7 separate regions of the Homo sapiens genome follow, and regions 2, 3, 4, 5, 6 and 7 are each linked to region 1. A link is a loop called in an ENCODE intact Hi-C map of the cell type or tissue named here. Cell type or tissue: heart left ventricle. All regions are shown on one strand. Region 1 holds the start of SPHKAP (SPHK1 interactor, AKAP domain containing). Region 2 has its middle 140 kb from the start of SPHKAP. Region 3 overlaps SPHKAP (SPHK1 interactor, AKAP domain containing). Region 4 has its middle 38 kb from the start of LINC01807. Region 5 has its middle 46 kb from the start of LINC01807. Region 6 overlaps SPHKAP (SPHK1 interactor, AKAP domain containing). Region 7 has its middle 150 kb from the start of SPHKAP.

Region 1 (4,000 bases):
CACGAATGAGCGATAGAGCAGGATCCTCGAGCAACTGAGACTGGGGCCCGCCTGCAGGAGGCAGGAGCCAGGCAGAAAGGTGGGAGCGTTGGCCACGCGCTCCTGCAAGATCAGAGAGGACGGCGGGAGGGGACAGCGGGCGGTCGCAGCGCACAGAGCTTGCTGGCCAGGGAGGAGCTAGTCTCCGTGGGCGCCGCCGCCGCCCCAGCCTGCGCGCCTCTCTCCTGGCGCGCGCCAGTCTGGCACTCTGGGAGCTGGGTCCTAGCACCACAGACTTATCCTTCGCCTGCACTTTCCGTCTTTCTTCTCTGGGCGCCCACCAACAATGGATGGCAACTCCCTGCTCTCGGTACCAAGGTAAGACCCGCTTCTTTCTATGCCCAATACCATGTCGATCAAACTCCGTTCCGCGTTGTGAGTCGCTCACCAACTTGCCCCAGAGCGCTTCGGTTTGCACGGGGCTCCCAGCGAGGAGACAGGGGTCACTGCACTTGTAAATAAGTCCGGCCCAGCCTCGCTGGAGCTACAGGGGACCCTGTCAACTGCCCCACAGGGCGCGATGCTGAGTGGGGCCTGTGCGCTGGAGTGGCACGGGTTGGGGGTCAGCCCCGTGCCCGCCTCTAAGGCCCAGGGACGGAGGTCTGCTCTGCCCTAGGTGGAGCCAGGAGCCGGACTTTCCGCGGACACAGCTTGGAGAGGTTTCACACCTTGTGGAGAGACAGATTCCAAGGTCTAAAACAGGAGGGAACCGGGCTAGGGCAAAGTACCCCCGCTTTCCTTCCACCTTGACCTGGGCGGGTGTCTGGGGCTGCTGGGGTGGGGAAGATTGTCCCTCACCCCCGACCGACACCTAGACTGCCCCCAAAGCGAGATCTTAAGACAGGGCAGAAAACACCTAGGTCCCCTGCAGTCCCACAGTCCTCCACCGTCCCCACACCCCCTGCCAGTCTGCGAGTTCCTTCTTTAACACCTTTGGTTTTGCTCGTCCCCCACACCGGGGTAGGTCACGGACGCCACCCCAGGCGCTGCCGGGTGCGAGTAACGTGTTTTTCGGGGTGTGTTTCTTTCTCCTGTCTCTTTTTTGCCCCTGTTCCACACTCCTTCTAACTCAGTCCTTTGCGAAATTAAGAACCTGAGATTTTTATGTCTTTCCCATAAATGTCTGGGTAAATCGGGGCGGTGGTGCTGGGCCTGCTCCCCCAGCCGGGCAGGTGGCCTTTGCGCTCTTTGCGCTCGCTGGGCGCGGAGCGCTCGCGCCGGGAGCCAAGGATGCTGTTGCTCCCAGGGAGAGGGTGTCCTGGCTGCGGCGCAGCCCCACCTCTCCTGGGCAGCGGCTTAGCGTGGCTCTTCGTGCCATCCCTACTCCCTCTTTTCCCCAAGCAGGTAGGTAGGTAGCTTCCAGAGCAGAGCACCAGGCCCTAGAATAAACACTTTAAGTTCGGATTCTTGGAGAGCAGCAAAACCCAATATCCACTGGCCAGGGCACACATGGAGTGATACTACATTGCCAAGGAGCCGAGATGCGGTGGGAGGGGAGGTGGGGGTGGCGGAGGAGGAGAGAGACTGCTTTCCAAAGGCATTGAAGGCTGCCATCTAGAGACCTGAATTATTTGTATTCCGCGATGAAATAACGCTTTCTCAGCTCCACAGGCACTTCCTCCTTAAGCGTCCCTTCGCTGCGGGGATAGCAAATGGTTCAGAAAAGGCCCGCTGTGGTTTCTGTGCACTCCTTGAAGCAGCTCTTAAGTGAAGTCTCAATCCCCACCCTCCCGATCCCTGCCCCAGCGGAACAGGGTCAAAGGACCACCGCTGTCTTTCCATTTTGCCGATTTTTTAACTTAAAAAAAATTGCCAGTGATGTTTACGCAAAGGCATTAAGGTGTTTGGAAAGTCATGTAAATTGGAAGCTCACTTTCTCCACCTATCTATTCTACTGTCTAGGGCAAATGGTCATTAGAATTGAAACGGTGAATTGGGTGGTCCTAATAATCTTCCGACAGAGATTTTTGATAACAGATTGATTGCTTTAATCCGGTTTTACAGACCAATATAGCTGCGCCTGAATCCTGATTATATTTCTATTCAAATACCGGAACATTTTCTAAATTACTAGAAACACATTGTGCCAGTAATTTATTACAATTATTTCTGTCTCAGTACTATAAAATGACCTTATAAAGAGCAAAGCAACTCTGATGATATTGCTCTGTATCTTGTAGTGGCCTATCAAAATGTTAATATAGGCTTAATATCAGCTGCAGCAAACTAAGCTTTTTGAACCTGACTTTTTATTCACCAATTTCCACAAATCAGTGTAGTAATTTCCGGTATTTTATTAGCCTTCTTAATCCACAAATCAGTGTAGTAATTTCGGGTATTTTATTAGCATTCTTAATCATGTAAATTAACTCCTGTACATGAGTTGATTCAATCCTCTATTTCATTGTATACAAGAAACACCATTCCTTTTCTATAAGACTTAATTGAAAGCCATAGGGATTGGGATGCAAAAAGAAAATTAAAATTTTTAATGGTGTAGACAAATCATGTATTAGTCATGCTACTTGTTCACAAAACATTGCATTTTAAAGAATTGATTATTGAATATTCCACATAAGCTTTTCGAAGAAACCAACAATGATCAGCAAATATCAAATTGCTATTGTCAAGGCTTGTGATGTCCAAGTCTGAAAACATTTTTGGTATCTAATAAAATTAAGTTGGTGGTTATAAATCACTGTTTCTCTTAAGAATTAGAAAACAATTTAAGACATTCTACTTAATCATTAGAGAAAACAAAATGATTTAATAACATTGAGTTAATTATAGAATATATTTTATGTTGGCTTTTCCATTTTCTTAGAATTTTCAATTAAACACAAATATAAATTACTGAAATTTCAATCAAGCAATATTCTGTGATGATTGATATTAAAACTAAATTTGACTCATATACTTCAGAAACTGTAAAACATGTTTTTTTTTTTTAAGGAAATGTTTTGGGTTCTTTGAGTTATTAAACTGTATTCCCTTCCTTCTGTGAAAACTCTAATTCATTTTTACTATGAATATTTTCATTTTTAAAGGTGCAGTAAATTATGTGGATTGCGTCACAGATTTCTTAAAATCACTGGTTATCAAAGCTGGAAGATATCGTCCATAAGGAAACCAAGCTGTGCAGAGATTAAATGTTTCCATGTTAGTTGCGTTATAGACCTGGAATCCAAGTGTTTTCTGACTAGTAGTCCATCAAGAAAAAAAAAATTTAAGAGGGATTTTTTTTTAATCTAAAATCGCTGATAGAGGTTCTTTAGTCATCTATTTTATGGAAAATTGATTTGATTTGCTAAGTCGCAAAATTAGATATTAGAAAAACAAAAAAAGAATCAAAGGACATCCATCCAGTGTGTTCTATAGTACACTGTATTACAATGCAGTAGTTTCCACTTACAGAAAAAAAGTCAGTCTCACTTTTATATTGGTAACTAGCGTGTGTTTCGTAAGGTGTTATCAAGTGTTATCTAATATATTAAATTATTTGATCATCACATCCTTGTGAGTCAATCATGACAGATATTATCATCTCCATTTCCTAGCTGAAAACTCTGAAGCCAAAGGAAATTAAATAAAGGAAATAATTGTATTTAAAAATCCATATAAATTCTATGTAGCAGAGCTAGGTCATCCACAAAATTTTTCTGCCTTCAAGTCCAGTTTTCTCTTGTGTACTGATTGAAAATCCATACTTTATTTTAAATGGAAGGAAAAAGAATTTCTGGTACACAATTTGGACAAACACTGATACCATCAGAACACATGGGGGCAGCCTAAAAGCAAGGAGACCATCTTTTAAAGCCAACAAGTGCTAAAAATAATCTTTTTTAGCAAATAGAAATAGTTTGTCACCTTGGCCATATCTAAGCTTGAATTTGAATGTTAAGAGAGTTCCCTGTTTTCTAAACATTTGCATTGTTATACTGTACTGTTTTGTTCTTTTTGC
Region 2 (4,000 bases), 140 kb before region 1:
CTAGACAGTTATGGTATAGTCTTTTAATTATAAATTTGGACAGTTAATACACTGGAGATACAAATGCAGGTAGAAATATTCAAAAGATAACTACAGGAAGAGTCCCTCACAACCAAACTATTACTCCTGTCCTGTCTTTGTGCTGAGCTGCATGTCTGCTAAGTCTTTTCTCTTTTGTCTTTGTTTTCATCATTTAACATAAGTACAATATAAGCAATCCTTGGAGAAAAAGAAAATCAAAACATGTTGAATGAAATTTCATTAAAGAGACAAAAGAATGATAGCAGGTCCATGTCTCCCTCTCTCCCCATTTTCCACCCCTTCCTCCTTCTCTCCCTCTCACTTGCCCCGGTTTGTATGAAAGATCATTAAGGTAGTAAAGAAAGTATCTAGTGCTTGAAGCCTGGCATGAAGGTAAAGGCTTCCCAGATGGGAGAGAAAGCAATTTAAAAACAGCTGCTGACAACACCAGAGCTAAATTTTGCCTGCTTCACAATTTCTCTCAGACCTAGCACAATTAATATTTATTTCCCAATACACCTATTCTGTGCTGAACTGAGGCCTAAAACAGGAAAAAGTGGATTAACTGAAAAGAAATAAAGGAAGCTATCTTTGATTTCAACACCATTAACCCATTTATGCTGGAGGTTGCAATTTTTTGAATTTTTGCAATCAGACCTTGGCAATGACCTTGAGCAGCAGGCTATAAATAACTCCCACATACTTAGCGTTCCAATAAGGGAACACTAGGCATAAATGGGTTAATTCATATGTCAAAAACAGGTGGTAGTTACTAACTACAACAACCCCTATTTTTCTAGTCAAAAATGAACTCAACAGCCAAATATAATTGAAAAACATGGACCACATTTTATTCTGAATTTGAAAGATTTATTACATAAACAGGTAATCATTTCCGTTGTGGTTAAAGCTACAAATATCCAGACATTGTAGAAAGTTTAAGACTGATATTAGGGCTTGCAAATCAGGAGCTTATGAGGTTATTTCTTATGGAAATATTAATACACCTTTTCCTTTTTGCATTTTTGTCACTGTGTATGAATTATTCATAAGTAAAAATACTGAGATTTATTTTTCAGCATGAACACGAGAAAAAGGCAAATATAAGCTACTGAATTTACATCTTCACAAATATCTTGATAGCTCAAAGCGTTCTTAAGAAAGAAAAAGAAAAACATGACAATTTTAAAGTGATTTTTTTTTTTTTCTTTGAGACAGAGTCCGGCTCTGTCGCCCAGGCTGGAGGGCAGTGGCGCAATCTCGGCTCACTACAGCCTCTGCCTCCCGGGTCAAGCAATTATCCTGCCTCAGCCTCCCGAGTAGCTGGGATTACAGACACCTGCCACCATGCCCAGCTTATTTTTTCTATTTTTAGCAGAGACGGGGTTTCATCATGTTGGCCAGGCTGGTCCCAAATTCCTGATCTCAGGTGATCAGCCCACCTTGGCCTCTCAAAGTTCTGGGATCACAGGCATGAGCCACTGGGCCCGGCCTTAAAGTGATTTTTTTAACTGAAGATTTCTGTAGAACCTACTGGACAGCCCATCATTGTAAACAGACTCACAGAGGAAATTACTTCTTTGTACTAAAAGTGAGATCATGTGAGTATCAGAGATCACAGCACAGCTTTTCATGTTTGTCTGAATGAAAAAAAAAACAAACAAACCAGAAAGAAATGTAGCATCTGAAGCCCATTGCTTCTCCTTAAGTCAAATTCTTTTTTCCCCACTTATATCTTAGGGTTTTGGTGCCAAAGAAAATATATCGGATATCTGGAAGGTCGTAAAAAAGAAATTCTTCTTCCCTGCTCCATTCCCAGAGATCTGGCCCCAACAGATCTAGAGCTGTGCCTGTTAATCTCTGTCCCCAAGGGCCCCAGATAATTTTGATGCAGTGAACTGCTGGACAAACTTTGCAATACCTCAAATGCATAGTAAAAACTTCAGACTTGAGTGCTTTAGTCACAGGTAGGAAGAGGAGAGGAGGGAAAAAATACACCCTTGGTTAATTGTAAGAAGGTCTTCCCTGGAGGTTAGCATAGATGACATATACTTGGAGGATAGGCAAAAAGCCAGAACAGTTCACACCAAAGCAAGAGGTGCTCAGCATTAAAAATCTCCCTCTGCTGGCCGCAGGGACAGGGGTAGCATTGGCACTGACAAGGAGAGGGAGTTGGGCTGGGGATACAACACTGATGACAGCAATTGCTGTCTACTTATCCATTCTACTTATCCATACTTCTACTTACTATTCTACTTACCCTTTCTGCTTATCCATACTCTGTCATCCTAACCAGTGGCATATGCTGCTTTATTGGTAGTGATGCTCATATTGGTATAAAAATCCATAAAAATGAAATCCCGCAAAGCCATCTCTGATACTCAGTGCCTCCAAAGTGCAAAGGCCAAGTGCTCAAGTCTGAAGAATTTCAACATTGTGTAATTCAGTTAACTATTTTTTTTTTTTTGAGACGGAGTTTCACTCTTGCCACCCAGGCAAGAGTGCAATGGCGCAATCTCGGCTCACTGCAGCCTCCACCTCCCAGGTGCATGTAATTCTCCTGCCTCAGCCTCCCAAGTAGCTGGGATTATAGGCATCTGCACCACGCCAAGCTAATTTTTGTATTTTTAGTAGAGACAGGGTTTCACTATGTTGTCCAGGCTGGTCTTGAACCCCTGACCTCAGGTGATCATCCCGCCTCAGCCTCCCAAAGTGCTGGAATTACAGGTGTGAGCCACCGTGCCCTGCCTCAGTTTACTTCTAAGTTGTGAAACTAAATCTGCAATGAATTAATTTGTGCGTATTAGGTACCTGGGGAGGTTTATTGTGTAAGGTGGTAAGATCAGCTTTCCTGGAGATATTAAAATGCCTGAGACACACTTACTTGTATGCTCTAAGATTCATTTTATAGACGTCTACTCACTTCTTAGGCAATGAATATACCTACAAAGGGATTTTACTTTTCTAAAGTTTTCCTTCTCTATAGCTTCCTTGGGCCATTTATATCTAAGATGCCTCATTCCTAGCCTGCCCATCAGAATACTCTACTCGACATCTAAAATGAGCAGGCAAACAGCCTAGAATTTCTCTGTCTGGACTGTTTCTCCTTAAACTAAACAAAAACATTAAAAAAAAAAAAAAGGAGCATGAGGTCAAGAAGATGGATGACACAATCAATTATGGTATTTCTGGCATTGAGTTTCTTATTTAGTGTAAATGTGAAACAATTTCCCTACAAGAAAAATTTTACGAAACATCATTCAAGACATGGCTGTTTTATTATGGAAGCACTTGAAAAGTTTACAAAGCTACTATTTAGCACAGTAAAAAGAGGAATGGAGGTAACTGTTTAAGAGTTGGGTGCAGCTAGGCCGGGTGTGGTAGCTCACGCCTATAATCCCAGCACTTCGGGAGGCCGAGGTGGGCGAATCACGATGTCAGGAGTTCAAGACCAGCCTGGCCAACATGGTGAAACCCTGTCTCTACTAAAAATACAAAAAATTAGCTGGGCATAGTGGCGGGTGCGTGTACTCCCAGCTACTTGGGAGGCTGAGTCAGGAGAATCACTTGAACCCAGGAGGCAGAGGCTGCAGTGAGCTGAGATCACGCCACTGCACTCCAGCCTGGGCGACAGAGTGAGACTCCATCTAAAAAAAACAAAAGAGAGAGTTGGGTGCAGCTGTGCTGAAGAAAGGTAAGGAATAACTGATGAATAACTGATGTCAATTTTGTTTTATAATGGTTGATGGAAACTTCTTTCCCCCCTCTTACAGTTTGACTTCCTGGATAAAAATAAATAGGTAAGGTAGTGAAATAAAAACAATTATGTTGGTAATTAATTCAGTAAATGCTTATTGGGTGTTTACTATGAGTTAAGCACTTAATTGAGGACAGATTATATCAGTGAAGAATGCAAAAAAGGAAGAAATTTCTGCTTTTGTGAAATATTTGTGCTAGTATAAGAATGCATACAGAAAAT
Region 3 (4,000 bases), 140 kb after region 1:
CAGAGCCCATTGGTCTTCAGACCTAAATGCAGCTCCTTCCAGGAGTAAGCCAGTACCTGTGATGCTCCATTGGTTGTTTGTTTGTTTGCACGATTGCTTGTTTTTATGTTGTTCTTGTTTGTTTGTTTCTTTTTCTTCTGCTCTCTCCTACTTGGGCCCTTTAATTTCCACTTTCACTTTCTTCTCCCTTTTCCAGGAAACAAGAGTAGTCCTCATAGTTATGGTTCGGCCTTAAGACTGCCGACTAGTAAAGATGATTAGCTGCTCTGTTTCTAAGACTCACCTGACAATTCACAACCCACAGGACATGGCTCCCATCTCCTTTCCTCACAACAGCATAGGAGCTGAGAGCAGAGCCAGAGTCTGCACATCCCCTCCCACGGCCAGTGTCCTCCGCTCCACATGACCACCTAGATTCATTCAGCAAATCTGCACTGTATTACATAGAGTAATACAGTTACTCTAAGACAAGGTTATACCCTCTAGTGATCATAAGATTTCAGAGAATGTAGAACTGTTTTCTTTTTTCTTTTTTTTTTTTTTTTTTTGAGACAGAGTCTGACTCTGTCACCCAGGCTGGAGAGCAGTGACACGATCTCTGCTCACTGCAACCTCCTCCGCCTCCTGGGTTCAAGCGATTCTCCTGCCTCAGCCTCCTGAGTAGCTGGACTACAGGCACGCACCACCACGCCTGGCTAATTTTTGTATTTTTAGTAGAGACAGGGTTTCGCCATGTTGGCCAGGCTGGTCTTGAACTCCTGAATTCCTGTGATGCACCTGCCTCGGCCTCCCAAAGTGCTGGGACTACAGGTGTGAGCCACTGTGCCCAGCCCAGAACTGTCTTCTGAACAAATACTTGGAGAATCCTGATTTAACTTTCCTAAGAGCCCTTGGAGGTAAAAATGTTTAGCCCCGAGAAAAAAATTAGTGCCTGGAATATCTGCCTTAAACTTAGAGTCTAGTGTTAGCATGTAGTGGAATTCAACAAAAAATTGCTGATTGATGGAAAACAGAGAATAGTCACACTAGAGAAACTGCCAGTGGCTGATAAAACACAAGAAAGCTATTCCTAAAAAATCATATAGGAAAACATCTTATGGTATTGTGTATTTTTAATATGTTAATTTTCTATTACCGCTTTATTTTTATATAGCCCAGAGCACATTTTTCCAAGCAGGTGAAATGTAGAAACACATTTTTCTACTGATTCTTTAGTTTTCTTCTAGTCCACATAATTACTTAGGGCCTACTTTCAGGAAGGAAACACTTGCTACTAGCAGTTCTTTAAAATGGAAATCTAAAATAAATATAATGTGTTACATATCTAGTAAATGTACATCAGACATTACATATAAGTGTATCCTCGATTCAAATGAAATGTCTAAGACAATAACACTAAATTTTTATGGCAAAATAGACAATTATCTTGAGTGCATACTTATTTTTTTAATTTTATTTTTTAAGCTGTCAATACAATTGGCTTCAGGTAGGTTTAGTTAAAAGATCTCTAGTATTTTAGATATTTGTACTCCTTTTACTGTATCTCTTATCACAAACTGCTTGAAGAGCTTCCCCCAGAATTGCAGTTCAAAATTATTTTTAATGCTGACAATAAAAAAAGAGAAGCTGGACAGTCTTAAATGTAAATAAAACTTTATATTTCATTTTGTGTAATTGTTGCAATCACTTCAAAGCAATGACTGGATATAAATGCAACATTTTCTCAAACAGTCGAATGTATTCCGGAATGTCCACAGCATGGGTGGCATAACACCGTTGATGAAAAAATTGCCTACAGTACTAGGCAGAAAATGTCATATTCTTTAGAAGGTAATTTTGGTCCAGGGTCCTGAATCTAACAGAAGCCTTTTGGTTAGAAAAAGAAAGGAGGCAATGTTTTCTTTAGACGCTTTGTGAATCAGCATTTTGATGCCATCAAATTAAGAGATGCTGTCATATCCCACATGGCCAGATGGCTGCATTGTTAGAAGCTGCTCAAAGAAGGAATTGGTTTTCTTCTAAGAAAAACTGTTAGTAAATATTTGGTCATATTCAACATTCAAATGCCTAGATTTTAAGGCAATTTGACATCATGCTTTTGGTTAATATTTTCTGAAAAAGTTTTCTTAGTAGATGTTAGCTAACTTTAGGAAAAATGAAAAAAAATCAAGCAGAGGAAATCAAAGGGCTCACCTCCTAGGCTAAAACCCTGCTGTCATCTGACCCCTTGCACAGTGATTTCCCCCTAGTGGACGCAGAATACAATGACATTTCTTGATGGTTGCATTTCACTATCAGAATAGTCTAAAATGTTGACTAAAATTAATACATGAAAACATAAAACTGCACTTATGATATGGATTTGATCCCAACAATTGTCATCATCAGTTCTTTCTATGTGTTTAATTCAAAAAGTCAAACTCATTTTTATCTTATATAAAAGCACTGATTTTGTCTGACTTTATCTGTCAAAATAAAACTGTTTAGAAAATACAGTTGCCTCGCAAAAGTTGCTGTGAATTACAATTCACTTAAAAATGACTGTGTTTTGTATTGAATACTAGATTTTCATGTCATCCTCTTCCTCACATTAGCTTTTCACAAAAATATATTTTATATCACTAGTTAATAAAATTTCACAACAAAATTTTAGTTTTACAAATGCCTACATGGAACTTCATTTATGAAAAGAGAGTCATAAATAAGAGTAATCACTGTGATTACTTGGCTAATAACCCATAATACTAAAAAAAACTGTGTATTTCCTATAGACATTCAAATTTTATTGTATGTAAGTAGTTGTGAGGAATATTTTATTAAAGTCAAAATCATAAGGTGGCATCATCTTCTCAGTGACATTTATTCCTGCAATGTTTTGTTTAAAAACCATAATAGTGATAGAAGAGCAGCATTAGAGTGTAAAAGGTGGAGTACAACCACAAGATTAGCTCTGTTCAGGAAGCAAGAGAAGAAGTGCTCGTGTTCTTTCGGGATGATGTGTGTTTCCATCTGCTTCAGCTAAGTATGTCTGCAGATGGTCTCAGTAAGGACACGTGCACAAACACACAAAAGAAATGTATTTTATGTGAAGAGAAAGGAGCTGCCATTCCAAGAAAAATGTTAGCACCTTTTATGGGTCTTTATTACCAATTATGATTCTCAACATTTTGTCTTTGTCTGTTTTTTAGCAAATGCTTCTTTGTGAGAAAACGAAGCCAATCTAAGTACTGGAAATGGTAGCCAATAGCTGGTTTATTAGCTCATTTAATTCTCCTGTAGCTTCTGTACGTATTCCCTGTACCTTTATGGGAAGAAAACTGTTTATTGACTACATTCATTGGAATTCATTCTATAAATAAGGGAAATGATTATTACAAATGTCCCTTTCTTGTACACCTGTCACCTGCACTCACCAACGAGAATTTATTGAGCATCTGCCAGATGCCTGGCACCATGCTGAGCACTGGGAATCCAGTGATGGACAGGGCCTGCCCTCATGAACTAACAGGATGTGAAGACTGCAGGAAAATCCACTACTTCTATGTTCAAGAAAAAAGGATAATTATGTAAAAATACATACTTAAAAAAATCCTTTCCTAGGTCATTTGGCATATTTGGATTTGCTCATGCAGGCATTTTACAGAGAATGCAATAAGAGCACAGTAATTATGCCTTGTTCTCCATTGGCTGGTGGCTCCAGCATGCAGCCCTAGCCTCCCCACTGACAGGTTTCTCTCCAGCTCATGCAACCGTAATGCAGAATCTTCCAGGTTTTATCATTTTAGTCACACATAACATTCACCCTAACTGCCCCTGCAAAAAAAAATAAAAACTTTATTTCAGCTTCCCACTACCAAAAGTTTCCTCCTGTAATAACACTGTAAACATGTCCCCTGACCTCCAAGCTCACCTCAAATTCAGCCTTCTCCTGGATACCATTCATGATTGATCCAGTTCTCCCAACTCCCTTCTCCAGCACACGTGGCCCATGATGTTTCTG
Region 4 (4,000 bases), 470 kb before region 1:
TTGTTTTTAACTTTTTTTTTCTAAGTTCAGGGGTACATGTGAAGGTTTGTTATATAGATAAACTTGTGTTGTGGGGGTTTGTTGTACAGATTATTTCATCGCCCAGGTATTAAGCCTAGTATCTATTAGTTATTGTTCCTGATCCTCTCCCTCTTCCCACCTGCCACCCTTTGATAGGTCTCAGTGTGTATTGTCCATGTGTTCTTATCATTTTGCTCCCACTTACAAGTGAGAACATGTGGTATTTTGTTTTCTATTCCTGCATTAGTTTGCTAAGGATAATGACCTCCAGCTCCATCAATGTTCCTGCGAAGGACATGATCTCAGTCTTCTTTATAGCTGCATATTATTCCATTGGCATATATGTACCACATTGTCTTTATCCCATCTATCACTGCTGAGCATTTAGGTTGATTCCATATCTTTGCTGTTGTGTATAGTGCTGCAATGAACATACATGTGCATGTGTCTTTATAATAGAATGATTTACATTCCTTTGGGTATATTTACATTCCTTTGCCTACTTTGTAATGGGGTTGTTCATTTTTTTTCTTGTAAATTTGTTTAAGTTCCTTATAGATGCTGAATTTTTGTCCTTTGTTAGATACATAGTTTGCAAAAATTTCCCGTTTTTTAGGTGGTCTGTTCACTCTGTTGGTAGTTTTCTTTGCTGTGCAGAAGCTGTTTGTTTTAATTAGATCCCATTTGTCAATTTCTGCTTAGGTTGCAATTGCTTTTGGCATCTGATCATGAAATCTTTGCCCATTCCTATGTCCAGAATGGTATTGTCTGGTTTGTCTTCCAGGGTTTTTATAGTTTTGGGTTTTACATTTAAGTCTTGAATCCATCTTGAGTTAATTTTTGTATACGATATAAGGAAGGGGTCCAGTTTTAGTCTTCTGCATATGGCTAGTCAGTTCTCCCAGCACCATGTATTAAATACGGAAACCTATCCCCATTGCTTGTTTTTGTCAAGGTTTGTCAAAGATCAGATAGTTGTAGGTGTGCAGGCTTATTTCTGAGTTCTCTGTCCTGTACATGGGAAAAAAACTTTTTTATTGCTCTATTAGTCTGTTCTCACACTGCTAATAAAGACATACCTGAGATAGGGTAATTTATAAAGGAAAGAGGTTTAACGGACTTGCAGTTCCACATGGCTGGGGAGGCCTGACAATCATGGCAGAGGGTGAAGAGGAAGCAAGATATGTCTTACATAGTTGCTGGCAAGAGTACATGTGCAGGGGAACTCTCATTTATAAAGCCATCATATCTTACAAGATTTATTCACTATCACAAAAAAAGCATGGGAAAGACCCACCCCCATGATTCAATTACCTCCCAACGGGTCCCTTCCAGTACATGTGGGAAATATGGGAGCTACAATTCAAAATAAGATTTGGGTAGTGACAAGAGCCAAACTGTATCAATTGCCCTCAATATTTAAAGCTTCAAAAATTTTTTTGCTTATGTAGTAAATGCAATTTCAGTCAATAATAAGCCAAAACTATCTCTTGAAGAGAATATAACTGGTAGACGTTTTAGGCACCTTAATAGTTTAAAATCCCAGTGGTCACTGACAGGTGATACATGCCAGTGAGCAGTAAGTGCCAACACTGTTAATGTCATCTGAGCATGGGTATTTTAAGCCCTCAATGTGCTTGAGTGAGCAATGACTTTTCAGAGTTCCAATAAAGACTGTTGCTATTCAGAACGCTATGTAATTCATTTTTTTTTTTTTCTGTGTGACTTTCTAAATAGAGGCTAGCAGAATCCTTAAATGTCAGAAATTTTAGTATGGCAGCTAAACTCTTATTTGAATTTTTGACCTAGCAAGTAAAACAATTTAATTTTGTTTGTTTTGATGGAAGTCACTAGTGGCTCCAGTCAAGCTATTCTTAGGAATTTCTTCTTTGTGCTGACACTTGTAGTTTTTATTTTTTATTTTTTAGGAGGATTCTTCATTCACCCCCAATGATAGTTATATAATTATACAGAACAGTTGTTCAGTTTTAGATTGATTTTAGATCCAAACATTATATCACATATTGATTATATCATCAATATAATGATTGACAGTGCTTTTCAATTGCATTGAATCTAAGTCTTCTCACTAAACTGTACACTAAGCAAAAAATTCTAAATATCCTTGTGGAATAATAGTAAACGTGGTGTTCATCCTACTTAAGGGAAACTGGTGCTGACTTTTCTCCAAAATAGTAATTGTAAAGAAAGAATTAGCTGAATAGATCACTTTCTTTAGCTTGTTATATGGTTTGAATTGTTAATTCCCATCTGGCACAGCAGATGCTATCGAAGGCACCACTTTGTAGAAGCCTATATAATACACTGTTAACCTCTAAGACCCACCAGTTTTCTTCCAGTTTTCATGTGAGAATACTAAACACAGACTTTGTAGACACTAGTTCAACTGCACTTCATATATCTGCAATTAGGACTGAAATCTCTTGCTAATCCCAGATGTTTCAAATGAACCAGTTGAGTTCTTTTAGGTAGTTCTCTTCTAGCATGTGCGATTAAAAACCGGAACAAAAACCAGATTTACCCACATTCATTTTCATAACAGCTTGGATAAGGGAAGAAATCTCATTCAAATTTTACATCCATACAAATAAGATATTCAGCAAGTGGTGATGCAACTGTCACACATAACTTCTTTTCACAAATTTTCATATAGGCTCATAACTTTGCTTTTAAATTTTTTACAGTAATACTGCTATAATTCCATGACATAATCATATTGATATTTAATTTTTATTAAATGGTTTATTCATCATAGTACCTTGTGCACCATTGTTTAACAAACACAATAAAGTTCTTCCATCAGCTTTAGACAATTTAACCCCCACAAATGTGAAGGCCCTAAGTTCCCAGTGGGGGATTTTGCCAAGACCTTGGTCATGGCCCCTCAGAACTGAAGCCTTTTTCTTCACTTTATACCATCTGGTTTTAAAGGAATTGTGGATTTATTTGCACATTTCCTTCAGATTTCTTTGATTCATTAAGGCTAGGATAAATTGGGTTGCTATGCCATAGCTCCTTTAATGTCTGAGGAGTTCGCCCAGTCTGGGACCGTCGTTCATCAATGACCTTAGAAGGCAGCCTATTCATATTCCCCCTTTTCATTGTCTTTATTAACCATCTAAAGACTTCACTTTTCCTAATATATTATTTACCTTTCAAATATGTTATTTCCTTTCTTCTGAATAACTTGAGTCTTTTGCACATGGGTCAGTCCTGCACTAAACTGCAGTTTAGTAACTGCAGTTACAAACAATACCATGACGTGCTCCTTCATGTAGTTTCCCTTTCATAACAAGGTTACATTTGAAGCTCACATCATACGAGAGGAGTTCCCATTGTTATAACAATATTAACCAATTCAATGTGGCTTATAGTCTCAACATATTAACATCCTCAGTGGAGTATTCCATTTTGAAATCAAAATGGAATAGGATGAGGAAAATTTCTTTTCATGCTTAAGAACTCTTGAATTTCTTCTTTAATCCAGATTAACAAATTAGGGGTAAGATTAGGAGAATTTGCATACACAAGCATAATGGTAACGACAGATACTAACAGAGGGTCTTATAGATTCAATTGTTGTGTATCAAGTTCTTGAATTCATCAAGGCCATGATCATTTGGAACCAAATGTCGCATCCTACCCATTGTGTCCAGAGGCAATAAAATTGCAAACTTTGTTACTACATAAAAGCTATTGTCATTAAGGTCCCTTTGGGTGCTGCTTGTATTTGCCCATGAAATTAGTCAATTTCCTGATAAGATATCTCCTAGTTTCGGTAGTTTCCTGCTTGGAAATTTCAATTCTACAATTATTTCAGAATGATGGGTTAAATAAGTGCTTGCCACCTTTCTACCTTTCATTGGGATCATTTCTCCATTCCTAGACACGCAATAATCAGTTGCAACTTTATCCTGCACTTCTAATTTCTCTGGAAGTGGTTTTATATTTACTGTCT
Region 5 (4,000 bases), 480 kb before region 1:
CAACTTCAATGAAATGGCCAAATTCCTCGAAAAACACAAATTACCAAAACTGATGGAAGAGGAAATAGAAAATGGGAATATTCCAATATCTTTAAGAAATTGAATCTGTAATCAACAACCTCCCCTAAGATGTCTTTACCCGGGAATTCTACCAAACATTTAGGCAAGTAATAACAGCAATCTTACATCTTACATAAAAGAGAAAAAAAAATCATATATCATCAAAATTTTAAAGTCTGCTTTCAAAAGGCAGAAATAGGAGAATGAATAGACAAACTATAGGCTGCGAAATAGTATTGAATATAATCTTTTGCAAAAAAGTGTACTTATCAAAGAATACATATAAGATATATGTCTAGGATATCTTACATATATACACACGTGTGTATGTGCGTGTGTGCATGCGTGCGTGCACATATCTTACAAATCACTGGCATCCTGAATGCGTAAAAAAACTCCTGCAAATGTTTGATAGAATTAATCTGGCCTTGGAGTTTTTCTTGTGGCCAGCTTTTTGGCAGTTTCTCAAAAAGTTGAATATGTGTTTATCATATGACTCAGAAATTCCACTTCCATGTATTTATCTGAGAAAAGTAAAAATACATAGCCACAAAAATTTTACAAGAGTGTTCAAAGCAGCCTTATTTTTCACAATAGCTCCAAATTGGAAATGATCCAAATATCCAGAAAGAGAAAATATATAAACAAATGGCAGCCTATCTATAGAATGGAATAGTACTCAGCAATAAAAAAGAATAAGTTAGTAACATATGGGACAACAAGGATAAATTACAAAAACATCTTACTGAGCCAAAGAACCCAGACACATTAGAATAAATAGGACATAGTTCCATTTATTTGATGTTTGGGAACAGACAAGCTACCCTCCAATGCTGGAAAAGAGTACAGTAATATCCCACAGCAAGGAAGGGGTAGAATGGAACTTTCTGGGTTCCATTAACAGGGGTAAAATGGAACTTTCTGGGTTTATAGAAATGCCCATTATCTTGTTTTGGCTGGTAGTTACATGTTTTGATACAATTATCAAAACTTATCTAACTAAACACTTAAGAAGAATTAATTTTATTGGATGCAAATTAAACATCAAGAAAGAATCATAATTTCCCTTTGGTATAAAATCCCTTCTTTTTCATCAACAAACCACTTCCTCTTCCCCTCTTCTCTAATGAAATTACATAATTTAAAAAAAAAATTCTATTAGCCAACCATGATATAATCCATTTTCAGAATACGGAGTTGACATATTTCTATATCTATATGGTAATTAATAGGTTTTAAGGACTTAATAATTATACTCTCTTCATACAATGAGACATAAAATGTTAGTGGTCCTGCATTAATACCCACTTCGAAGGCCACCTTTCAGCTTTCTATGGGGTAAAGCCCAGTGAGATTTTTTTTGCGGAGGGTCACTCTTCGAAGTTGCACATCAAAACCTCGACCAGAAGATTGGCAGGAGTATCACATGGCAGGCTCTGTCCACTAACATATCCACTTAAGTTTCTAGTTAGAACCTATGTTTGAGGTGGGCAATTCAGGTTCTGGAAGGCCAGAATCAGTGGGCTTTTAAATGCGAACTGTAGAAACAAAAGTGTAGTGTTATAAACATTATGAGAAAATTAATGTTTCTTCTCATGTGTTTCCTTTCATCCTTTCCCTACTGGAAATATTATCATCAAACCTCAAGGTGGAGCTATCATCACATAGTTCTCACTGGCTTTTCTGTCAGTGCAAGCAACAAAAAAAAACATCGCAGTTTGCAGGTGTGTTTCTTCTTTGGTTCCTTCCCCTAAATATACTTATTATTTTATACACTCCATAGAGCAAAAGTCAACAATTCACACAAAACACATTTTGTATTATGACCAGGTAATCATTTTTCTCTTTCCTCATAAGTAAACTTTATAAAATAACATATTTGCTATGTGTGAGGAACTTTCACAATATCTATACTCCTTGAGGTCGTTTATTTAAATGCTGACATAAAACATTAAATTGTTTTCAGAGTCCGTTAGTTTATTTCAACCCACAGTTTTAAAAACATATGCTAAGGATGTGCTACTCAATACGACACACAGTAGTCAAACATGGCTACGTATATTTAAATTAAAAGTAATTAAATTAAAGATTCAGTTCTGTAGTTGTGTTATGTGCATTCAAGTACTCCATAGCTACATGTTGGTGCCCGTATTGGGTAGCATAGATATATTTCTATCATCACAATAATTTTTATTAGAGAATGCTTCTCTAAGGTAACTATAATTCTCATTTTTAAAGAAAAAGAACATATTGATATAATAATATTTTAAGCAGAAGCAGTTCCTGATTAGAGAACCATCCCTTAATTTCTTGCACTTACTTAGTACTGTAACAGTAAATATTTTTGCTGACTTGTAAGGTGGTCTTTGTATTTAAAGTTTCCTTGTTATTTTTTAGGTTTAATTATACACCCAAATGTAACTAAGTGAGCATTCTGAGCACCAGAAGTCAAACCCCATGGTCAGATAAACCTTTCTCTGTGATTCCACAGGGCAGCATTTATGGGCTCAGTACATACTGTTAACGATAGAGCAAAATTGGCTTACATGCAGTAGTAATTCTTAAGGGTTAAGCCCCAACACATGTTTGTTTAAAAAGAAAACGTAGTGTGACCTAGGGAATCTACTTTTTTTAAAGCTCAAAATAATTCTTATCTGCCCTACAGTTTAAACACCACTGATAGGATTTATTTATATGTCAGAGTATAAGAAAGTAATTTTAAAACTAAAAAGTTTTGTGCAGCTATTCATGTCAGAAAGGAATGCTTACCCTCTATTTCTCATGTTTTCTTCAAGGGGAGGAAAATTCTAGTTCCTTAGAGGGTAATGAATGGGAGAAACACCTCTGTTCTCTTTCATTTCACTCCCTTTCCATTTCTCCCCATGGAATGAGAAATGACTTTTCTGGTTGGTGACACCAGAGAAAAGAGTCAGCTTACATGCCCCAGCCCCTTTGAGATTCTCTGTCATACTGTGAGAGGCTGGTCTCTAAGGACACAGACCTTATCTGCTAATCAGTCCATCATATCTGGACATGTCAGGAAACTCAACTGTGACCAATGTTCAAGACACATTCTCCAATTCAGCTTGATCAGCAACAGTGATGATAATTTGCTTCTCATCCATTTGATTCAACACTCAAGAGCTTGACCCTCTCAAGCCCTAACATGTAATGGTGTAATAGCCAGGAGCCAAACCCAGATCAGTTGTTTGGAAGGCAGTATGCTCAGCTCCGTACTTCATCTGTTTGACATCTATCTGTCCCCATGCACACACGTACACCACCACCACCACACTCACACACCACTGTTTTCTACACACGATGTAAGGAAACTTCATTGCTTCCTTCCTTTCTCTCCTTGAATTGGAGAAATGCACTTGAGGGATGGATGTGTGCTGCTTCCGGTAAAGGAAATATGCTTTGGAGTGTGGAATGACTATGGGATGGGGAGTTGGGACGAGAAGGCCTCCCCAGAGAGACCCTTGGACAGGCCCTCAGTTCACTCAACTTGGAAAGAATTGTCTCCCATCAACTTTCAAGTGATAGAGTGGGCTTGTCATGTTGCTTTTCAGTGTTTTACCTATTCCTTTGTAGAAGAATACGTAGAAATAGTAAAAGAATGCAGGAGAACCCTACTGGTCAGTAGCTTGATATACCCACCTGTTGGCTTGGAATCCTCTGTGACCAAATGGCATCCAAAGAAACTGCGGTTATGGTTCTTTGTTTAAATGTCTGTTCATCTTATAAGGTGTGTATTTATTTTTGGGAGCAAGATGGGGTAGATACAGAGAGGTGAGAATGAACCATATTGGTTTGGAAAAACTAAGAACACCAGTAAAGAGTAAAAAAAAAAAAAAAAAGAAAGCACTGATGTGTTATTTTTAATCACACACAATAATTATGTCGAACAACATCAGGATTTAAGATAATAGGTGTCAAC
Region 6 (4,000 bases), 130 kb after region 1:
TGGGGGAATATAAAAGGCTGATTAATAAGTAAAATTATACACTTAGATCACTTAGATAGAAGAAATAAGACCTGGTGTTCAATAGATCAGTAGGGTGACTAGAGTTAACATTAATCAATTCTACACTTCAAAATCGCTAGAGGAAAAGAATTCAAATGTTTCTAGCATAAACAAAATATAAATATTGAAGGTGATAGATATTTCAGTTACTTTGATTTAATTATGTGAATGTATCAAATTATCACATGTACCCTAAACACAGGTACATCTAATATGTATCAGTAAAAATAAATTTTTAACAAATCCACCATTGATGAGCACCTAGGGTGATTCCATCCGCATATGGTAAAAATTAAATCGGTAAGAACAAATTGTAGGTAAAGGAAATATTGTGAATAGTGCTGCTGTGAACATTCAAGTGCATGTGTCTTTGTGGCAGAATGACTTATTTTCCTTTGGGTTTATACTCAGCAATGGGATTGCTGGGTTGAATGGTAGTTTTAAATTATTTGAGAAACCTCCAAACTGCTTTTCACAGTGGCTGAATTAATGTATTTTTCCCATCAACAGTTTCTAAGTGTTCCTTTCCTTCAAGCCCTGACATCTGCTATTTTTTGGCCTTTTAATAATAGCTATTCTGACTGATGTGAGATGGTATCTCATTGTGGTTTTGATTTGCATGTCTGTGAGAATTAGTAATGTTGATCATTTCTTCATATGTTTGTGGGCCACTTGTACGTGTTTTTTTAAGAAGTGTCTGTTCATATCCTTTGCCCACTTTTTAATGGGGTTATTTGTTTTTTCTTGTTGAGTTATTGCAGTTTCTTATAGATATTGAATATCAGACCTTTGTTGGATGTTGGAGTTTGTGAAGATTTTCTCCCATTCTGTAGGTTTTCTGTTTACCCTGGATAAAGAAAATGTGGTACATATATACCATGGAATGCTATGCAGCCATAAAAAAACAATGAAATTATATTTTTGCAGCAACATGGGTGCAACTGGAGGTCATTATCCTATGTGAATTAAGGCAGGAACATAAAACCAAATACCACTTGTTCTCACTTACAAGTAAGAGCTAAACATTGGGTACATATGGACATAAAAAATGGGAAGATCTGGGGACTGCTAGAGCAGGAAGAGAGGTGGGAGTCCAAGGGCTCACAAAGCTACCTATTAGGTCTTATGCTCACTAGCTGGGTGATAAGATTCATACCCCAAACCTTAGTGTCATGCAGTAAGCCCAGGTGCACATGCACTCCTTAAATCTGAAATAAAAGCCAAAATTATTGTAAATAATACATAAATAATTTGAAGTGCTAAAAACCTCATTCTTTATAATGCAGCAATGTCTCACATTTGTGATCAATAAACAACAGTATACTGGAAGAAAGAGAAGTTAGTTTGGGAAGGGAATCACACTTTAGAAAATGTGGGGCAGAAGGCAGATATTTTTCATTAAGAGGCAAACTGTGCATGTGTATTACTTACATAGTTATTTAAAAGATTTTAAATAGCACAGATTTTTTAAAGGTAATTATGTTTAAACATACATTGATAAGTGTTTGGAGAAGTAACAGTAACACAACAAAAGTATTCATTGAGCACTTCCTGTGTTTTAGACTTTGTAAGCTGTATGTGTTTAAACCCTTCCAAAAATCCTGAGATAGGTACTGTTGTTTTCCCCATTTTATGGGCAAGGATATGGAGCCTCCTAGTGGTTGCATAATTTACACAATCAATAGGAGCAGAGCTGGGATTGGAGCTGGGCTCTCAAGCACCGTCCCACACTCCCTTTCCCGGTCTAGGTTGGTGTCAGTGCAATCGCGTGTTGCTTATAGACAGGAATGCATCCTGAGAATTGAGTCATTAGGTGATTTTGTCATTCTGCAAACATAGAGTGCGCTTACACACATCTATAAGAAACTGCAACACCTCAACAAGAAAAAACAACCCCAATAAAAAGAGGGCAAAGGATATGAACAGACACTTCTCAAAAAACACATACAAGTGGCCCACAGACATATGAAGAAATGAACAACATTACTAATCCTCATAGCCTACTACACACCTAGGCCATATGCTGTAGCCCATTGCTTCTCGGCTACAAACCTGTACAGCAGGTTACTGTTCTGAATACTGTTGGCAATTGTAACACAATGGTAAGTATTTGTGAGTCTAGAGATACCTGAACATTAAAAAAATTACAGTAAAAGTACAGTATTATAATTTTATGGGAACAGTCATATATGCGTTCTGTCATTGATAGAAATGTCATTATGAGGTGTATGACTGTACTTCAGCAAAGAAACAGTTCTACATGATAAAGAGAAGAGAATTTAGAGGTCAAGGACTAGCCAGGAGGGAGTAGGTGAGAGATGAGGTGGAGTTGAAAGATTAAAGAGGAAAAGGGTAATGGTAAATAGGTAAATACCCCCCACCCATCTCCACCCCCCCGTTTCACCAAAAGGTATTCAGATAACCTGCTAAACTCAAAGACTTGAAATGAATGATTTATTTTTCTATGTAAACCAAAGAAGTGACTGAGTTTTACGTCAGGGTTGATCTCCTGTAAGCAAGCTAACCTTGTGGAAATCTTTTGAGGGTGCTCCAATTTCGTGGCAGCGAACTGATGAATTAAAGGTAATCAAAAGGGATTTCAAGGAGCATGGTGTCCCCTTCAGCCCCAGCGGACAATTAGGCAAAAATAAGATACAACTTTTTTCTCCTCCTCGTTGTCTTTAGAAGTAAATCTTCTGTCACTCCCCAGTATTTAAAACGGAAAGCACAGAATCTTATCAAGACAATGGACTCTTCACCTACCAACTTTCTCTCCCAGTGTACTCTCCTTTCCACGTTGAATCCTAGATTAACTCATTCAAAACCCCAGCTGGTCTTTCTGAATTTCCATATCTTAGAGCACACCCATTTTCTTTTGTCCAGACTTCAGTATCAATTTTTAGTTTGTACCTCTGTTGTAGCACTCACTGGAGTCTGTCTTCATTTACAGCTGTCTGATTTCAAGTTTCAGATCATCAAACAGTTAGACTAGTTTAGCCCACCAAACTGCAAGGAACCATGACCATCTCGTTCATCTCATCACTGCATACCACACCTAGCTCTGCGAGCACAGAGGGGCTGTCCTTAAGTGTTCTTTAAAGGGATAAGTGAGTGAGTAAAGTGAATGAATGAATGAATGAATGGACACAAATTAATGAATGAAGTAGCTGTGGGGCTTGGCATGTTTTGCTTAACTTATCTGTAATTCAGTTTCTTTACAGATAACATGAGAGAGTTGAACCAGGTTGTTTTTTGTTTTTTTTTTTTTTTTGAGATGGAGTTTTGCTCTTGTTGCCCAGGCTGGAGTGCAATGGTGCAATCTCGGCTCACTACAACCTCCGCCTCCCGGGTTCAAGTGATTCTTGTGCCTCAGCCTCCCAAGTAGCTGGGATTACAGGCACCTGCCACCACACCCAGCTAATTTTTGTATTTTTAGCAGAGATGGGGTTTCGCAGTGTTGGCCAGGCTGATCTCGAACTCCTGACCTCAAGTGATCTGCTCACTTCGGCCTCCCAAAGTGCTGAAATTACAGGCATTAGCCACTGCACCTGGCCTGAACCAGGTAATTTTTAAAGTAACTTCTTGTTGTCAAATTCTGTGATTTTATGTTGAAATAAAAATACAAGAAACACATTTTCCTACATATACTCACTTATATTTTGGAGAGTTATTCCACTTTTGTTTGTTATCTCATTCAGGTACTGATACTGAAATTTAAAAATGTATTTGGCAAGAGCTATTTGAAGCCCAAGAATATTTTTTATGCTTTTATTCTGCTTTCAAGTGGGAAAATGTTAACTAGAAGTTAACATGTGGAATCATAATGAGGTTGGGGAATGCCAAAAGGATAAACTTCAATGCTCAGCTGCCCTTGCCCAGATAGTGTTGTCTCTTCTTGCCCAAGGAGGGGGGTCTTTTTGAGGCTTTTCTGAAGGCCCTG
Region 7 (4,000 bases), 150 kb before region 1:
CGATTAGAAAGAAACAGTCTCAGTGAGTTATAGATTTCACTTTAACCTTAAGAACAAGCCTGAAAATTGTTCTCCAAATGGATAAATTGAGTCCCAAAATAGTAACACACTTGTGCTGACAGATGGAAGAATGTGCATGGCAACTGCGCCTGAAGCACTTCCATCTGTCACCAGGTCTCTGCTGTGTCTATACACTCAAAATTACTCTGTCCGCTCTCAGGCAGTTGTGCAGGTTTTCTTCATTCATTTCACTGTGAAGTGGACTAAACTGCTCACAAGGATCTCTGCAGTAAGAATAATTAAAAATATAACCAGAGAGTCTATCTGTATGGCACCGAAACTTTATCAATTAAAGATATCACCTCTCATGGTTTTCCCCAGATAATACAATTAAGAAAAAAAAAGAAAAAGAAAAAGAAGAGGGTAAGTGGAGTGCAATGGAGCAGGGGAAAAGAAAGGAGAGAGAAAAATCTCCCAGCCAAGCATCAAGAAATACTGCTTTCTTTCCTTCTTTAATAAGAAAAGTCTTTTCATTTTTCATTTTCTTCCTCCTTATACAGTAAAAAATAAATAAGCCATATGAATGTCAAAAATCGAATTCATTGTTCCTATTTGTAAGCAGCATGTAAATATGAGCTTTGAGTCTATAGCCAGGCCACCTGGGTTCACATGCAGGCCCTCTGCTTACCCACACTGGAACCTTCAGCAAATATTTGGACCTTTTTGTCCCTCAATTTTCTCATCTGTAAGATGAAGATGAATCAACATACCTATTCCAATATTAAATCAACAAATATAGATATAAACCTCTTAGAGCAGTGCCTGGCACATGATCAGCTCTCATAAACTTGGCCTGGCCACCTAGCCTGTTGACACCCATGTAAACCTGACCAGGCCCCACCACCTGTTGCGGGACGTCGGGGACCCCGAACGGAGGGACCGGCTGAAGCCATGGCAGAAGAACATAAATTGTGAAGATTTCATGGACATTTATTAGTTCCCCAAATTAATACTTTTATAATTTCTTACGCCTGTCTTTACTGCAATCTCTGAACATAAATTGTGAAGATTTCATGGGCATTTATCCCTTCCCTAATCAATACTCATGATTTCCTATGCCTGTCTTTACTTTAATCTCTTAATCCCATCATCTTCGTAAGCTTAAGATGAATGTCGCCTCAGGACCCTGTCATGATTGCATTAATTGCACAAATTGTTTAAACAATATGAAATCTGGGCACCTTGAAAAAAGAACAGGATAACAGCGATGTTCAGGGAACAAGGGAGATAACCATTAGGTTTGGCGGCCTGAGAGCCAGGCGGAACAGAGCCATATTTCTCTTCTTTCAAAAGCAAGTAGGAGAAATATTGATGAATTCTTTTTCTCAGCAAGGAACAGCCCTGAGAAAGAGAATGCCTGCCTAGGGGTAGGCCTCTAAAATGGCCGCTCTAGGGAGGGCTGGCTTTACGGTTGTAGATAAGGGATGAAATAAGCCCAGGTCTCCCGTAGTGCTCCCAGGCTTATTAGGATGAGGAAATTCCCGCCTAATAAATTTTGGTCAGACTGGTTGTCTGCTCTCAAACCCTGTCTCCTGATAAGATGTTATCAATGACAATGCATGCCCGAAACTTCATTAGCAATTTTAATTTCACCCCGGTCCTGTGATTTCACCTTGCCTCCATTTGCCTTGTGATATTTTATTACCTTGTGAAGCATGTGATCTCTGTGACCCACACCCTATTCGTACACTCCCTCACCTTTTGAAAATCACTAATAAAAACTTGTTGGTTTTGTGGCTTAGGGGGCATCAAGGAACTTGCCAATATGTAATGTCTCACCCAGATATCCAGCTTTAAAATTTCTCTCTTTTGGACTCTTTCCCTTTATTTCTCAGACCAGCTGACACTTAGGGAAAATAGAAAAGAACCCACAAAGAATTATCGGGGGCGGGTTCCCCCGATAACCACCTTGACTGGACATGGCACAGATACACACAGCGGAGGCTTCTGATCACCATGACCCCAGGTGGGCTCCACATAACCACAGTAGAGCATCTACTGCCAGCCAATGCCCTTCTGACTGCAAGCCCAAAGATGGTCCACTCATCATCAGTATCAAGAGGCTTTGTTTTCCTAATATGAGCAGTTTGTGACATTTTGGCTTTAAAAGATCTATTTCACTTCTCCTGTCCTGACCTTCCTCCCCAGAGCCTAGAGTCTGGTTCTAAGCTCAGGAGTAAAACCTTCCCACACAGTGCTCAGTCTCTGGTCACTTGGTGTGTAAATTTCTTTGTATGTATGTGTGTATGTATTTTTATATGTGAAAACTATGTAAAGTTGTGGCTTTTCATATTTGAAGATCTAGGAAAAAAATAGTTTCAATACAATTTAATAGAATTGCAATGAGTTTGTTTGGGTTTGTCATCTGGGAAGCATGAAACCTAATAAGTAGGTGATGAAGGAAATGCCCTGGTGTTTGAACAGTTGTACCACACAGGTTATTCATTCACATATAGTTCAATAAGGGAGGCGGAATGGGAAGCTAGGCCTTGACCAGAGGACCCATTGTTTTTCTGCTTTTCACTTATAAAATTAAACTTCTCAACAAGCCAGTCACAAAGAGGCTTGCTCCCACCATGCATGCCCCCAACCAACAGCACCGAGTCTGCTTCCAGGCAGTGGACGAGCAGGGCTGAGAACTTGCCCCAGGCTAGCCAGCATCCCAGCTGTGAAAGCGAGTGGGGCTTTGTTCTTCCCCACCTGTGGAGTCTGCACACTGGATTCACACCCTCCCCTAAGTTCTGGCCAAGAGACTTCTTGTTCAGTTAAAATTGTTACAAAGTTCAGCTGGAGGTTTCCTTCACCCTGTGATCTTTTCCCAGTACCTCTTGCAGCCTTCTGCAAGGACCCTTGAGGGGCAAGGCAAAAATGGCTTCCTAGGAGACCCAGAGAAACCACAGGTCTTTTCCTGCTGCTTCTTCTACCCCTGTATTTCCCTCGTCTGTCTAAACTGACTCAGTTCCAGGTAAGTTCAGAATCTTCTCCTGTGATCTAGACTTTCAGGTTCTCCAGTGAGGGTATGTGTTTGGGGGTGGATGATCTCCCTTTCCACTTCCACAGTTTGGGCTCACAGTATTTGGGGTATCTCCTGGGTCCTGCAAGAGCAATCCACTTCCTTCAGAGGGTCCATGGCTTCTCTTGGCTTTTCTGATTTATTCCTGCAGTAGTTCTGGAGCAAAAGTTCATGATGCAAGACTCCACACACTGCTCTGTCCATCTGAGTGGGAGCTGCAATCTAGTCCTACCTTCCATCTGCCATGATCTTCTTGATTTGAGGCTTTCATGATTCTTAATTCTCTTAATAATAAATCCATGAAACATTCAAAACATTGGACTTACATTTGTATAGTAAGTACTGTGTCCCCAAACAGTTAAGACTACATTGACAGGAACTTGATAAAAATAGATTAATGGTGACTTTACAAAAAGTGTGTTGGGTTTGTTAGGGAGAAAAAAAGAAAGAGTGCTATGATAACCAATACTTTCACCTTCTGTCTTTGTCTCTTCCAGGTTCTCATGCTTTCTGAGTACCATCATTCAATTCAGGAGTTTGAGTACCCATCACCATCCAGACTGAGACACCAGAGATGGGGTCAGAATGGCTGAGAAGTATGTGCTACCTTTTGTGATAAAATAACAACTGTGAAAAGAAAAACACACAATAATTCCTTTCTCTTCTTACTCATTCTTTCTGTTTTCTTAGTTTTTTTGAAGAATGTTAAATCAATAGAGCCCAAATGCCTTGAAATCACCCAAACAAGGAAACCAAGAAATAGAAAACCTAGAGGATCTTAGCTGTGGCTATGAATTGATCTTTCTGGTTATAAAGATTAAAAAAACTATCTGCAGCAAGCAGGAAATTCCTAGATGCTGCCTGCAGGCAGGTGAGCAGTCTACACTGACCCTAAGAGTAGGAGAAAGACATAAAACTCTTTTAGTT

Evidence for each region. Hi-C counts contacts between places; a loop is a spot of excess contacts. Peaks named below come from ENCODE experiments on the same cell type or tissue, not always from the same donor. Only the 100,000 strongest peaks of a DNase experiment are listed, where the experiment ranks them.
Region 2: a loop joins it to region 1, with 4 times the contacts of the local background. A loop is called at or near these places in 9 of 110 quality-filtered maps.
Region 3: a loop joins it to region 1, with 6 times the contacts of the local background. A loop is called at or near these places in 13 of 110 quality-filtered maps.
Region 4: a loop joins it to region 1, with 12 times the contacts of the local background. A loop is called at or near these places in 25 of 110 quality-filtered maps.
Region 5: it touches region 1 in a loop (12-fold over the local background); 25 of 110 quality-filtered maps call a loop at or near these places.
Region 6: a loop joins it to region 1, with 3 times the contacts of the local background. A loop is called at or near these places in 14 of 110 quality-filtered maps.
Region 7: it touches region 1 in a loop (4-fold over the local background); 9 of 110 quality-filtered maps call a loop at or near these places.

What each region holds. Positions count from the first base shown.
Region 1 is chr2:228,177,924-228,181,923 of GRCh38, reverse strand. SPHKAP (SPHK1 interactor, AKAP domain containing) reads left to right here and starts at 237. Exons shown (of 12, transcript NM_001142644.2): 1 at 237-357. The coding sequence starts at 326. In heart left ventricle, a CTCF peak has its summit at 1,633 (motif pointing left); DNase peaks (open chromatin) are centred at 143, 603 and 1,263; H3K4me3 peaks cover 3,761 bases; H3K27ac peaks cover 4,000 bases; H3K27me3 peaks cover 1,654 bases.
Region 2 is chr2:228,316,566-228,320,565 of GRCh38, reverse strand. No RefSeq gene overlaps it. Among named protein-coding and RNA genes, the nearest start is that of SPHKAP, 140 kb to the right of the region's middle. In heart left ventricle, a CTCF peak has its summit at 2,146 (motif pointing left); no DNase peak of the experiment used is centred here; H3K27ac peaks cover 459 bases.
Region 3 is chr2:228,038,195-228,042,194 of GRCh38, reverse strand. All of the region lies in intron 3 of SPHKAP (SPHK1 interactor, AKAP domain containing), which reads left to right. It overlaps LOC105373918 (a long non-coding RNA gene), which reads right to left. Exons shown (of 3, transcript XR_001739908.2): 3 at 101-187. Among named protein-coding and RNA genes, the nearest start is that of SPHKAP, 140 kb to the left of the region's middle. In heart left ventricle, a CTCF peak has its summit at 2,253 (motif pointing left); no DNase peak of the experiment used is centred here.
Region 4 is chr2:228,647,278-228,651,277 of GRCh38, reverse strand. No RefSeq gene overlaps it. Among named protein-coding and RNA genes, the nearest start is that of LINC01807, 38 kb to the right of the region's middle. In heart left ventricle, no CTCF peak of the experiment used is centred here; no DNase peak of the experiment used is centred here; H3K27ac peaks cover 1,427 bases.
Region 5 is chr2:228,655,703-228,659,702 of GRCh38, reverse strand. No RefSeq gene overlaps it. Among named protein-coding and RNA genes, the nearest start is that of LINC01807, 46 kb to the right of the region's middle. In heart left ventricle, a CTCF peak has its summit at 1,709 (motif pointing right); no DNase peak of the experiment used is centred here.
Region 6 is chr2:228,046,798-228,050,797 of GRCh38, reverse strand. The region is part of intron 3 of SPHKAP (SPHK1 interactor, AKAP domain containing); the gene reads left to right. Among named protein-coding and RNA genes, the nearest start is that of SPHKAP, 130 kb to the left of the region's middle. In heart left ventricle, a CTCF peak has its summit at 1,725 (motif pointing left); no DNase peak of the experiment used is centred here.
Region 7 is chr2:228,325,640-228,329,639 of GRCh38, reverse strand. No RefSeq gene overlaps it. Among named protein-coding and RNA genes, the nearest start is that of SPHKAP, 150 kb to the right of the region's middle. In heart left ventricle, no CTCF peak of the experiment used is centred here; no DNase peak of the experiment used is centred here; H3K27ac peaks cover 945 bases.